2 separate regions of the Homo sapiens genome follow, and region 2 is linked to region 1. The links are chromatin contacts, found by Hi-C in ENCODE. All regions are on one chromosome and are shown on one strand. The core of a region is the stretch at or near the end of the contact, and the rest is flanking DNA. Distances in the headings are between cores, read along the strand shown.

Region 1 (7,424 bases), core at 1,376-3,875:
TGAGACCTGCCTTTCTGCCTCTGACTGCTTCACAGCAGGGAGGTGTACAGGGTGTCCTTCCAGGAGTGAGGCCTGTAACCGGGTAAGGGGGAGGCGCCCAAGGCCCTAGGTGGGCAGGGACAATGGCCCTCACTGCTGCCCCCACAGGCCCTGCTGCAGGTGGCTGGGTTGACTCATGGTTCTGGGAGTCACCTTTCTCTGACGAAGAAAAGGCTCCACAAAGGCGGGTACTCCCCCATTGCCCCCCACCAGCATGTCACGTCTGTGGGGGAGATGGGGTGGGGGGTGGGGTTGGGAGAGGCAGAGAAGAAAGAGCACCTCGTTGGGGGGGGGGGCAACCGTTTTCGGAAATGGCAGCAAAAGCCGTCTGAGAGGGAGCGGGGGGGGGTGGTCTGCCATTTCTGCCTCAACCCACACCTTCTTTCCCCTGGGACTGGGAAAGAACCCTAGCACACCAAGAGGGTGCCCCTAGAGAACGAGAGCAGCTTCCAGGCAGAGGGCCAGTGGAACGGCTCACCAACCACCCACCTCCTTTTGGTGTCCCTGCATTACCTCCACACCCGGCCAGCTTCCTCCCTGGTACCCACCTGCTAGCTGCTCTAGGCCCATACATCTCTTGCCTCCGCAGACACAGGGCAAGCTCTTTCAGGATCTGCCTCCTTTTTCTCTTTCTGCTTTCCTCCCTCCTTCCCTTCCCCCCTACCCACAGGCCACGTGTTGGAATGACAAAGGAGCCCCATGGCATGGCACTGCCTTTGATGGAGAAGAATGAGGAGGATGTTAAGGTAGAGGCAGGAAGGAAAAATGGGGAGAAAATGGCGAGGGGGACTGTTGAGGTACAGGGAGGGGAGATGGCTGATACAGAAAATGAGGTACTGATGGAGGGGGATGAGTGACAGATGGAAATGGCTGAGGTGGAAAATGGGTTAATGATGGGTTGAAAGGGAGGAATGTGGAGAGTTGAAATAATGGAGGAAATGTCTGTGGAAAATGGATACCTGAAGGGTTTGAGAAAAGGAATGATAAGGGGTGCAATTCATTCAAATATGTGGGTGAGGCCGGAGGGGGGTTCCTGTATGTCACAGAGGGGATGAGGATGAGTTGGAGGAAGCAGGAAGGCAATGGAGGGGATGGCCGCGTGGAGGGTTTGACTGGGTATGGGTGTGAGTGCCCTTCTCCGGAGGGACTTACCGAAACTTTACAAACCCATTCAGCGTCCACGCTCGAAGTTTTAAGGGCTCCAGCTGAATTTTAAACATCAAGCTGGCTAAGAAGTCTTCTCCCCAGGAGTGTGGGAAGCTCCGGAAAGCTCCTCGGGCCTGCAGTGGGGGTGCTGCTGGGGGTGGGCAGGAGAGCACTGTGCGCTTAAACATGCCCAGCCAAGCCCCTCACCTCTGATCGCTCCACCGGAGCCGGCCTGAAGTGCTGCAGCTCTGGAAGCCACCTCCTTGGACTCTCAGAGGCGCGTGCCCAGCAAGGCCTGTCTGGCGCAGCAGGTGCCGGACCTGATCCCCAAATGTGGAGAGTGAAGGGAGAAGACCCGCGGCCACCTGCTCTCAGGTGCAGCAGTGTCTGGCTGGCTGTGAGCGGCTGTATGGCAGCGTGTCAGTGAGGCTGGGAGTGCAAGCGTGTGTTTGTGAGTGGCAGCGTGTATACCTGTGACAGGTGTGATTGTGAGGGCCCGAGAGGCAGTGAGCTCCTGTCGCCTCTCACTGGGGAGGACCCGACCCCAATCCCCAAGAACCTACTCAATGAAGTCACTGACGGGAGTCTCCTCCCTCGCAGATGGGCGGGGCAGAGCGGAGCTCGGCCGGGACAAAAGGCGCGGCGAGGAGAGGAGGGGAGGGGGCTCGGGCGGGGGAGGGTGGTCGGTGATGTCACCCGCGCTGGCTGGCTGGTCTGCTCACAGATGCCTCCGCCCCACAGAACCCAATCTGGTCCGGTCCGACTCGACCCTCCCCTCCCCTCCCCTCCCCGACTCAGACGCTGGCTGCCCCCTGTGACAGCCAAGCCCTGGTCTAGGACTCCGAGCACCCTGCAGACCCCGGGGCCCCGCATCCCCAAGGCAGCAGAGCCTACGGGCCCTCAGTGTCCCAACCCCCCAACACCAGGAGCCCTGGCTTCACGACGCCCCGCTCCCGGGACCCCCGAGTCCTGGCTTGGCGCCCTCACCGGTGAGGAGCTGCGGGCGCCGCCGTGGTCCGTGAGACAGCCGCTGCCCCCTCCCCCGGCTCCGGCTCCGCCGCCTCCACCCGGGACAGGAGTCGCCTGCCCGCCGGCCGCCGATAGCGGGACCGGGAGCCCGCCCCCACGGCTCCGCCTCCGCGCCGCCCATTGAACCGTCTTCCTGTCACTCAGCTCAGCCTCCACTGTGATTGGGCAGTTTTCAACAAGCGGCTTGGTGATAGCCGCCCATCCTCCGCCCCTGTCACCCGGCCACACGCGCACACATTCCAGGCAGTGATTGGTGTGGATCTGATTGGCGCCCTCTGGGATCACTCAACCACGCCTCTTTGCCATCTTGTCGTGCCATTGGTGAAAAAGACAGAGGGCGGCAACCTCGCTCGCCCTTTGATTTTATTGGTTCGTGCCTGAGACTCAGACCCGAGCCCGGGGGCAAACTATATTAGTCCAATCTCCGGGTTGAGAAGGTGGGACGTACTGGCCACTGCTCGAATCCCAGGAGAACCTTCTGGAACCCTTGCGACGTCAAAGGCAGCCTTAAAGGAAAACTGTACCCACCAGTTGGCCGTGCGGCCGTGCATTCTTTCCTTTCTTCATTGGGGGGCAAGAGGGAGAGAACAGTGCACTCTGGGAGGTGTAGTCCCTGGACCGGGGCCAAAAGGTCAGCACTTCTTACTCGCCTTTCAGCCAACGGTGTAACCACCTCAAGCTGACCTCATTTAGCTTTACCTTATCCTGACCCCGCGGTGGCCTGATGTGACCTAACGGAATCTCTAACAGACCCCACGGATGCCGGGTTTCAGAGCCCCCCGGACCTCTCCCCCGAGGGAAACGGATGGCTCTGCCCAGGCCGGTGCCTCCAGGAATCTCCCCCGCCCACCCTCTGTACAGCCCCTCATCCTCGCGCCCCTCTTCAGCGACCCCGCGGTCTCCATTTCAGTCCCTCTTCTAATCAGTCTCTCATCCTGCTTCCCCCTGGAGTGCCTGTGTTTTAGCCCTTTCCTTCTTGGCCCTAGATGATCTCCTGTCTTCCTTCCCGCAGTGATCCCTTTTGTCTTATTCTTGGTTCTTTCTTTACACCCCGATCTCCTATCCTAGCTCTCCCCTTTCATCTTTCATCTCACTCCCCAAGATCCCCTTCCTTAACACCCTCAGAATCTCTAGTCTCCCCCACCCCCCATTAAGTCATTAGATCTCAGCCCCAGTGTCCCCGATGCAGGGAGCAGGCGGGGCTGCGGAGGCGGTCGCCAGCGGAAGCCGCCACTCCAGCAGACACGGTGCCTGGCGCCCACGTCACTGTCTCCCAGGCCCATCTGTGCTCGAGGGAGCGGGGGTGGGGAGGGAGTAATTTGGGGGTGAAGTGGGGGAGGGGAGTGCTGGGGGGTTGATGATGATAGAAGGGTCAGGCCGGAAGCTCCCCTTTACTTCTTTCTTTCCTATTTTCCAGAGACAGAGTTTGGACACCCATGAGGTCTTGCTAGAAACTGCAGCTTGAGTACCTGGGCCAAGAGCAGAGCAAGGCGGGGGGGGGGTGCCAGGGTCCTGGAGTCATGTCTGTAGATTCTTCACTACCTACCTTCATGCCAGGAGTCACTATGGGGCTCCCAAGGGTAAAGGGGCATGAGGTGTGAAGGAAGAAAGAGACTTGGGGTGAAAGGAGGATGGAAAGGAAGTGGGGTTGGGGGCCAGGAGGGGAGCAGAGATGGGTGATGAATGTGGGGAAATGAGCATGAGGAATTTGAGGAAATGGGGTTGAGGGGGGGAGGTAGGGAGAGGGGGTGGTGAGAGGATGGTGAGATGGGGTGAGGGGGATGAGGAGGGGAGGGGCATGGGGCAGATGAGCCATAGGGTGGGAGTAAGGAGGGCAGAGGAAAGGAGGGCTGGGGAGGGGAGGGAAGGCAGGGTGGGGGATAAGGAAAGAAGGGCTGGGGAGGGGCAGGAAGGCAGGGTGAGGGATGAGGAAAGAAGGGGTGAGTAATGAAAGGATGAGGCACAGAGATGGGGTGAGGAGGAGTGAGGAAGGGGGAGGGGAGGGAGGAGGGATGGACATCTCTGTGTGACACAGAGATGGGTAAGGTGGGGTGAGGGGCCCTGCACCGCTGCTGGCTCCTCAGATCTGGGGGCTCTCACTCTTCCACCTCCACACCTGTGGGGCCCAGGCTGTGGGTGGCTCTACTTCTTCCTATTCCAGTTCTGTCTCTTTTGCCTCCCCCAGCCTTGCCTGTGCCAACACGGAGGCAGAGAGTTTAGTCACCAGCCTTTACCTGGCCCCTGCTAATGCTAAAGTGTAGGCTCGGACCTTTGAGGGTGCAGAACTGTGCCTTCAGGTGTTGGTGGCACAGACTCCACTGTTTGCCTAGTCCTCGGTTCCCGCCCTCAGTCCCATTGTCCTGGGTGTCACGTGTGTGTAGTGCTCAGTGTGGCATGGACTGTGACAGTGTGGTCTGGAGTCTATGCACCTTGTGAGCTTACACGCCACACTCATGCCTCATCTCCTTTGTAAATGGGGATTGGTGCCTCAGGGGGTTGTTGAGAGGGTTAATTAAGGTAACACAGGTAGTGCACTTAGTTCTGAGCTGGGCATGTAGTTTATACCCAACCAATGGTTAACTTGGTTAACTCAACCAAGTTAACCATTACTCTACATGTTCACAGATGCTGGGAGTGCGAGTGCATCTATAAATCTGTGAGTCTGGGAGTTATTTGTAGTGTGGTACTGGTAATGTGATTTGTGAGTGGATCTGTGCAGTTATTTTTGTGTGGTGGTGTGCCTGATTCTGTTATATGTTGTAGGTATATGATTTTGGGTCAGTGTACATGTGTGAGTAAATGACTGTGCGGGCATGTGTCTACATGACAAAGAGTGGATAAGGTATATAGGCACTGACACATTGACACCATGTCTGCCAGCGTATGCACGCATCTGCGATCATGCCAGTCCCAAACGCCCCCACTCACCCTCCCTCCCCTTGGAGACGTCATAACCCTAGGTGTCCCTCATTTCCTCACCCTGAGGGAACCGGAACCCGTGGGCAGGGGTGGGGGTGGGTGCCAGTGAGGAGGTGTTTTAGACAGAGGCACATGTTCCCTCCCAGACTGTATAGGGAAGGGAGCCCCTATCCTGCTCACATCCCGAAGGCTGCAGAGGAAGTGCCCCCAGCCTGTTTTCAGTTCCCTGTCTTGTCACCATGGTAATGGTTGCCAGGGGTTCCCATGGTTGCTAAGATCTGGGTGTGGGAGGCTGCCAGGCCCTGTTGCCAGTAGAAACAGAGAATCCTGGGGGGAAGGAAGACTACCCTCACAGCTGCCACCTCCCTGCAGTGACAGAACTGGCCCTTGGGCCACTTCTCTCCCCCAGTTGTACCTATGAGTTGTATGTGGTAGTACTAGTGTGTGTGTGGGAGCAGGAGCGGGGGCTTTAACAGGAAACCAGAACTAGAATACTGGGATACTAGAATACTGAGGAACAGGGGGCTACTTGGCCTACCCATCACCATCCTTAAAGTTGGGAGGGCCTTACGAATTAGTGACTACCTGCCATCTCTACTAAAATACAAAAAAAATTAGCCAGGTGTTGTGGCACATGCCTGTAATCTCAGCTACTCAGGAGGCTGAGGCAAAAGAATCGCTTGAACCCAGAAGGCAGAGGTTGCAGTGAGCCGAGATCGCGCCACTGCACTCCAGCCTGGGTGACAGAGTGAGACGAGACTCCCTGTCAAAAAAAAAAAAAAAAGAAAAGAAAAGAAAAGAAAAAAAAGAAATGAGTGACTATCTCCTGCTGTCCCCTGTCCCTCATATCTCTCCCCTGGGCAGTCTCCATGTTTGTTCTTGAGTTCTCCAGTGCCTGGGTACTCATTACCTGATGCTTTCTCCTGGGTGTAGGAATGCCACGTTGACCCATCACCTTGGCTGCAGATGGCCTCCCTCCTGTGATCAGACTCTGAGCATCTCACCTGATACATGCTTCATGCTGACACTCAGGCCCAGACTTTGGTCCCACACTGAGTCCCAACTTTGACCTCAGCCTGAGACACAACCTGGTTATTGTCCTGGTAGAGACAGTTCCCCGAATCCAGCCTCTGCCCAAACCCTCCTCCTAGACATGGCTGAGCCCTAATTTTGATACAAAATACTTGAATTCATCTTCAGATTCAGTTCTGATCCTATACTGAACTAACTGAACACTACCAGGGATCTGACTCCCTGATATTCGCTGGCGTCTCCCTGCGTGTTCTGAACCTATGCTGACCAGCACCAGAAGGGTTCAGAGGGGTGATTTCTTGCCTTGGGATGAGAGAGCAATGTTAGGGATGACCAGCAGAGGGCGTGCAACATCAGGTTCTAGAGGCAAGCGTCCAAGAGCCCACCTGTGAGCTAAAAAAATTAAAGTTCTCGTTTTTGACACCAAAACTTTGGGGTTATGTGGGTTCTTACAGTCATGAATCTTCTCCTTCTGGCTCACCTGGGCTCAGCACTGGGTATGCACAGAATGTGCTTAACTGTTTACTGGCATCTCAGGTCTCAAGAGGACTGAAGTCACCCCACCCCCAAATCAGCATTTCTGTCACATGCTTAATACAGCTCCACTGCCTTCCTGGTAACCAGTTATGTTTGGTCCTATTGAGCAGAAATCTGCCTCTCCACAGTGTTCACATTTCATCTTAGCCCTGTCCTTGGGACCACACTGACCTCATTGGTCCATCTGCCAAACATCACCATCTGCATCCTTCAAATCTGCTTCTCTCCAGGACCCATGCCTTCATGGACTCATCCCCTGCCTTTCTCAATTCTACTCACTAAGATCATGTTTCCCTGAATGGGTTTCAGTTTGTGGTGCCCAGTTATGATTAGCTTTTTCCAGGAGAGCTGGTGCAGGGTACGAATGAGCCGGCCTGCCTCCCTCCTCTGACTCTGAACTTCTTTCCACATAGGCTCAGATTACATCAGTTTTTTCTGTGGTTGTTGTTTTGTTTTTCTTTTGAGATGGAGTCTCGCCCTGTTGCCTAGGCTGGAGTGCAATGGTGTGATCTCGGCTCACTGCAACCTTTGCCTCCTGGGTTCAAGCAATTCTTCTGCCTCAGCCTCCTGAGTAGCTGGAACTACAGGTGTGCACCACCACACCTGGCTAATTTTTGCATTTTTAGTAGAGACAGGGTTTCGCCATGTTGGCCAGGCTGGTCTTGAACTCCTGACCTCAGGAGATCCACCTGCTTCGGCCTCCCTAAGTGCTGGGATTACAG
Region 2 (4,533 bases), core at 1,385-3,884, 3.4 Mb before region 1:
CAGGAACTTATTTTTCTGTTCCATTCACTGCTACGTCCCCGAGCCTAGAGGTATGCCTGCTACAGAGCAGCGGCTCAACACACAGTACTGAATGATACACTGAGAAAACACTGAAATTGCCACAAAGGCTGTCTAAGAATTGACCTAAGACTTGAGTAGAAATCAAAGGGACTTGGAGATGGTTGTTCTCTGAGAGGGACTTGCTTCATTTCACCTCTGTGCCTCAGTTCCCCCATATGTGAAATGCCTCATGGGGTTATGTTGAATGATGTCTTGCATATAAAAACCCTGGCAAGCTCCACTCAGGACATCAGAACTGGCCGTGCCTCAGAAATTGACCTAGCCCAGCATCCCCCAACCACAGGTCTCAGCATCCCTTTTCAGCTTTCCCAGAGGTGCAGCAAGTCAGGAGGCAGCTGAGAAGAAAAGCTACAACTCTGAAGAGTGTAGACTTCGTTAAAACAACTACTGTTATAAAACTTAAACGGCATATAATACATATTAAATGAAAATTAAACAGAGTGTAGTGTTCCCAGATTAGTTGAAGCAGTTATTCTTCAGTCAGAATTTGAATCTCTCTGCCTTTGATGTCTCATGAGTCTTGCTCCGCCCAGCGGTAAAATGGAATTGCACCTGCCTGTCCCTTCACCCCCAGCCTCTCACCCTCCACCCCTGGGCAGGGAGAGGAACAAAAAACTCAATCAGGAAAGCAAGGCTCCATGTAGGTCCCCGGCCCCATAAAAATCAATGTGATGGGCGTGGTGGCTTACGCTGGTAACGCTTTGGTAGGCCGAAGTGGAAGGACTGCTTGAGGCCAGGAGTTTGAGACCAGCCTGAGCACATAGCAAGAACCGTGTCTCTACAAAAAAACAAAAATAAATTTGCCGAGCATAGTGGTGCATGCCTGTAGTTCTAGCTGCTTGGGAGGCTGAGGTGGGGGCAATCACCTGAGCCCAGGAGGTTGAGGCTGCAGTGAGCCATGATTGTGCCACTGCACTCCAGCCTGGGTAACAGAACAAGACTGTATCTAAAAAAAATAATAATAATCAATGCTGACCAAGAAAGTTTCCCTTCCCCTTGCGGGTGTTAGGAATAATGCTCAAAATCCTAAGGAAATTGAACACTCGAACACAGGATTCTTAGCAAAGCAATTTTACTTCTGCGCAGAGGGATGCCTCCTTGGCCAGTTGCCATGAGAGCACACCTGAACAAAGGGGCACGAGAGCCTTTATTCCTGATGCAAGTCCTGCCCCTGTACCCTTTCCCCATTGGCTGGGGTCAGGTCGTACAATCTAAACTAATCCCGGTTGGCTAAACATTTGATTTATTTTAGATAGAGTGGGCACGTAAAAGAAAGTGGAGAGAAAGGGGAAAGGGTGTCTGTAATGAGCTAGAAAGTTAGTCTTCTTTCCAAATAAGCAAAGGAATGTGAGCTGGTACTGATAACGCTTGGTACTGTGGCATGCCTGGGCATCTAACAAAGGCAAAAAGGAGAAAAATGAAAAAAAAAAAGGGGGGGATACTAAGAATTAAAGAATAAAAGATTGATCAGATTATTTGAAGAGAAACCTCATCATATCCCACAGGGGGAAGCTGAGTCAGCAGATCTGCCAGGGGTGCCCAGGGTTCCATTTAGCTCAGGACTTTGCCATATGCTGGGACACAGCCCCCTTGCCACCAACAGGCCTGGCTCTGAGGGTGAGGAGACCAAAAGGAGGTAGGGGAAAGGGGAGTCACCAACCCATGGGGTAAGGATTGGAGGGGTGAAGCAGTCAGGAGAGGTGGTCATAGGCCAAGGCTGGCAAACCTTTGCAGCCACACCAAGGCCGTTCCTACTCTTGGGGCCTATATGGGGTTCTTGCTGGGGCCTCCACTTGCTGATAGGAAGATCACAGCTCACAGAGCATCATGCTTTACAGTTTGCAGGCTGTCTTCTCACGGGAAATTTGCCAAGCCTCTCTGCAGTCCCTGGGTGGTCAGGGTTGATGATGACCCCCATTCTGGAAGAAGGCTGGGCATCAGAGAGGTTCAGGGACTCACCGAGGACACACAGCAAGAAAGTATAGGAGCCTCACCCCAGACTTCCACAAACCTAGCTTTGCATATCCTCCTGAATACAGGCAATTTTTTACAGTTCACCCACAGCGGGAAGGACCGGACCTTCTCTATCCGCGGGAACTGCAGCGGCGCCCACCTCACCCCTTCTGCGGGGGAAAGGGCGCAACCTTTGGGCTTGTCCAAGCCTCTGGGCTATGGTCAGGGGCCCTCTGTTGAAGTGGGCCGAGTGGGCAGGAGTGTTGAGGTCGAGCTAACGTGGTAAGGTCTGGGGGCGTCTGTGTCCTCGGGGCTCCTGTAGCGTCACCCAGAGGCGGGGGATGGGATTAGGGGACGTGGAGAGAGTCCTACAGTGCAACGGCGGAAAGGCCAGCCCCCAGATGCGGACGCCGCGGCCCAGAGAGGAAAGCCCCCACGCGGAGCCAGGAGCTGCGGCTTCCCGAGGGAGCCGAGGGGAGACCAGCGTTAGTTACCTGCAGCAGGCTCGGGCTCCGGTTCAGGATCACGCTTGGGTTCTGGTTCCGGCCCTCCCAGCTCTGTCCACATGGCCGCCCAGGGCTGGCCGCAGGTCCCGCCTCCGCGCAGCCCGGGGCTCAGCGGCCAATGAGGCTCCGCCTGCGCCTGGGGCGCTGCCTACGTCCTGTCGCCGGCCAAGGCCGCTCCTCCCTCGCCCCGCCCGGTCTTTCCCGGTCCCCGCCCCTCTACCCCCGGCAGCCCGCACCGCTTCAGCGCTCCCTCCCTCGGGTCTCCGCAAGCCCAGTGTCCACGTTGCTCAGATCTAGGCTCCTAAGGCACTGGTTTGGGAGCGGAAACAGAGATACCCAGAGAGGGGCAGGGGCTTCCCCAGGTCACACAGCAAAGTTTTCGGAGACCGAACCCCAACTACACTTTGCATTTCTCCCCGCTGCAAGACGCTGCTTAATCGACTGCCATCCTTGAGACTCCCCTTAACCCCTTCTCTGCCTCGCCTCTCCCTCACTTTTTTTGTCCAGGATTCACTAATTTCTGTCCTCCACTTTCACTGCTCCTTTCTTCAGTTCCTTCAAGAAGATTTTATATTTGGGCATTTTTCAAAGTACATTTTTGTCCTAAGGACAAAAAGAATGTATGCACAGTGTAGAAAGCTTGGAAAACACAGGAAAGGATGAAAAAAGAAGAAAAATATCACCTGTAATCTCTTCACCTACGGTAGCCATTATTACGGTGTTCGTCCTGCTAGTATTGTTTCCTCTGCATCTTTCAAAATTATTTTAATAAAAATAAAATCATATAGTAACCTCTGTTGTGCTGCTTTAAAAAAAATTTAAAAACTTAGCGCTGTATTTTGAAGTTTTCTCCTATCACTAATTACAGATGACATCATCCTCTCCAAGGTGGCATAGAATTCTGTTGTAGGGGTAAACTGTTGGACATTTAATTGTCTCCATTTTGTTGCTATAAAGGTTGCCAAGATGGACCACTGAACATGCATCTCACTCGCTCCACCCTCGCTGCACCTTCCTTCTGGCTAGGGAGGTCCCAAAGCTAACCGCCATGTTTCCCAGCCTCATTTGCAGTTAGAGTTCTGGATGTGGACTAGGTGCTGCCAATTAGTAGTACTCTGCCGGATGTGGAAGGCGGGCACGCATTGGAGGGTATTGTCCTGCCCCTGTAGGGTGGCACTAGCAGGATAGCAGAAATGGGAGATGTTCTGCGGCAGCATTCCTTGTCCCTTCTCCAGCTTTCTGGCTGTGGACCGGCCGCTGTGGCTGTAGCCGCTCCTTGACCTGGCTTCCTGCTCTTTGAATGGAGGCTGCAGGAGGGTGTCTGAAGTAGCCTCAGACAGGCACGAGGCTGGTGGGCCACGTCCATATTGTCCTGAGAGTTGGTCCTGGTCTGGCTAAGGCTTGCTTCTGCCTCCGGCACTTGCAGCAGGTCTGTAAGCACCCAGTTCCTTGTATTAAATCCCTGCCTCTCCACTGATCTAGGGTGCTCACATGCGACTGCTTGGACCTAATTCACTTAGTTCTTTCCTTAAGCTACATCTCTATGGAATCTTTTGCTACCATATCATCCTTAGCATGTTCACAGCCCTTGCTGCAAAAGTTAGCCATCCATGAAGGCACTATGATTGGCATCTTATCACCTTGATGCCCATGCTTTCCTCGGGTTTCTCCAGCAACGGCATGAGCCCCTTGCCAAGGCCCTCCTGCCTCCCCCACAGCACGTGGACAGCCTAGCTCCCCTTGGGCACTTGGCATAGCACTCCAGGACTGATTGACTTAATGATTAACTGACCAATCCTTAAGAGGCCTCATTGATAGAGGGAGTGAGTTTATGGCAAAATGAGTATCAGTCCTCGTGTTAGAGTGCATTGGAAACTGTGGCAGGTCTGAGAGGCCAGCTGCAGACAGGAAGTGACCCCCATGCGGCAAGGTTGGAGGCTGTGCCCCTTGAGGAGCAGCTGAAGGAACTGGGATGTTCACCCTTTAGAACTTG

Evidence for each region. A loop is a pair of places that touch in the nucleus more often than their neighbours do. Pooled maps may share reads with other maps.
Region 2: a loop to region 1 is called in a map of sigmoid colon, with 9 times the contacts of the local background. The contact joins the promoter of ALDH1B1 here to the promoter of DNAJB5-DT in region 1. A Hi-C loop is called at or near these places in 3 of 168 maps with a recorded cell type or tissue (aorta, ascending aorta and sigmoid colon) and 10 of 50 pooled maps.

What each region holds. Positions count from the first base shown.
Region 1 is chr9:34,984,580-34,992,003 of GRCh38, reverse strand. It overlaps DNAJB5-DT (DNAJB5 divergent transcript), which reads left to right and starts at 2,625. Exons shown (of 2, transcript NR_109756.1): 1 at 2,625-2,845; 2 at 6,067-6,594. It overlaps DNAJB5 (DnaJ heat shock protein family (Hsp40) member B5), which reads right to left and starts at 2,259. Exons shown (of 5, transcript NM_001349723.3): 1 at 2,173-2,259; 2 at 1,192-1,505. The coding sequence starts at 1,373. RefSeq lists enhancers at 215-1,144, 1,145-2,074, 2,629-2,838 and silencers at 2,356-2,504, 2,019-2,518.
Region 2 is chr9:38,390,803-38,395,335 of GRCh38, reverse strand. ALDH1B1 (aldehyde dehydrogenase 1 family member B1) reads right to left here and starts at 2,634. Exons shown (of 2, transcript NM_000692.5): 1 at 2,529-2,634. RefSeq lists enhancers at 2,158-2,247, 2,288-2,337 and a silencer at 2,548-2,867.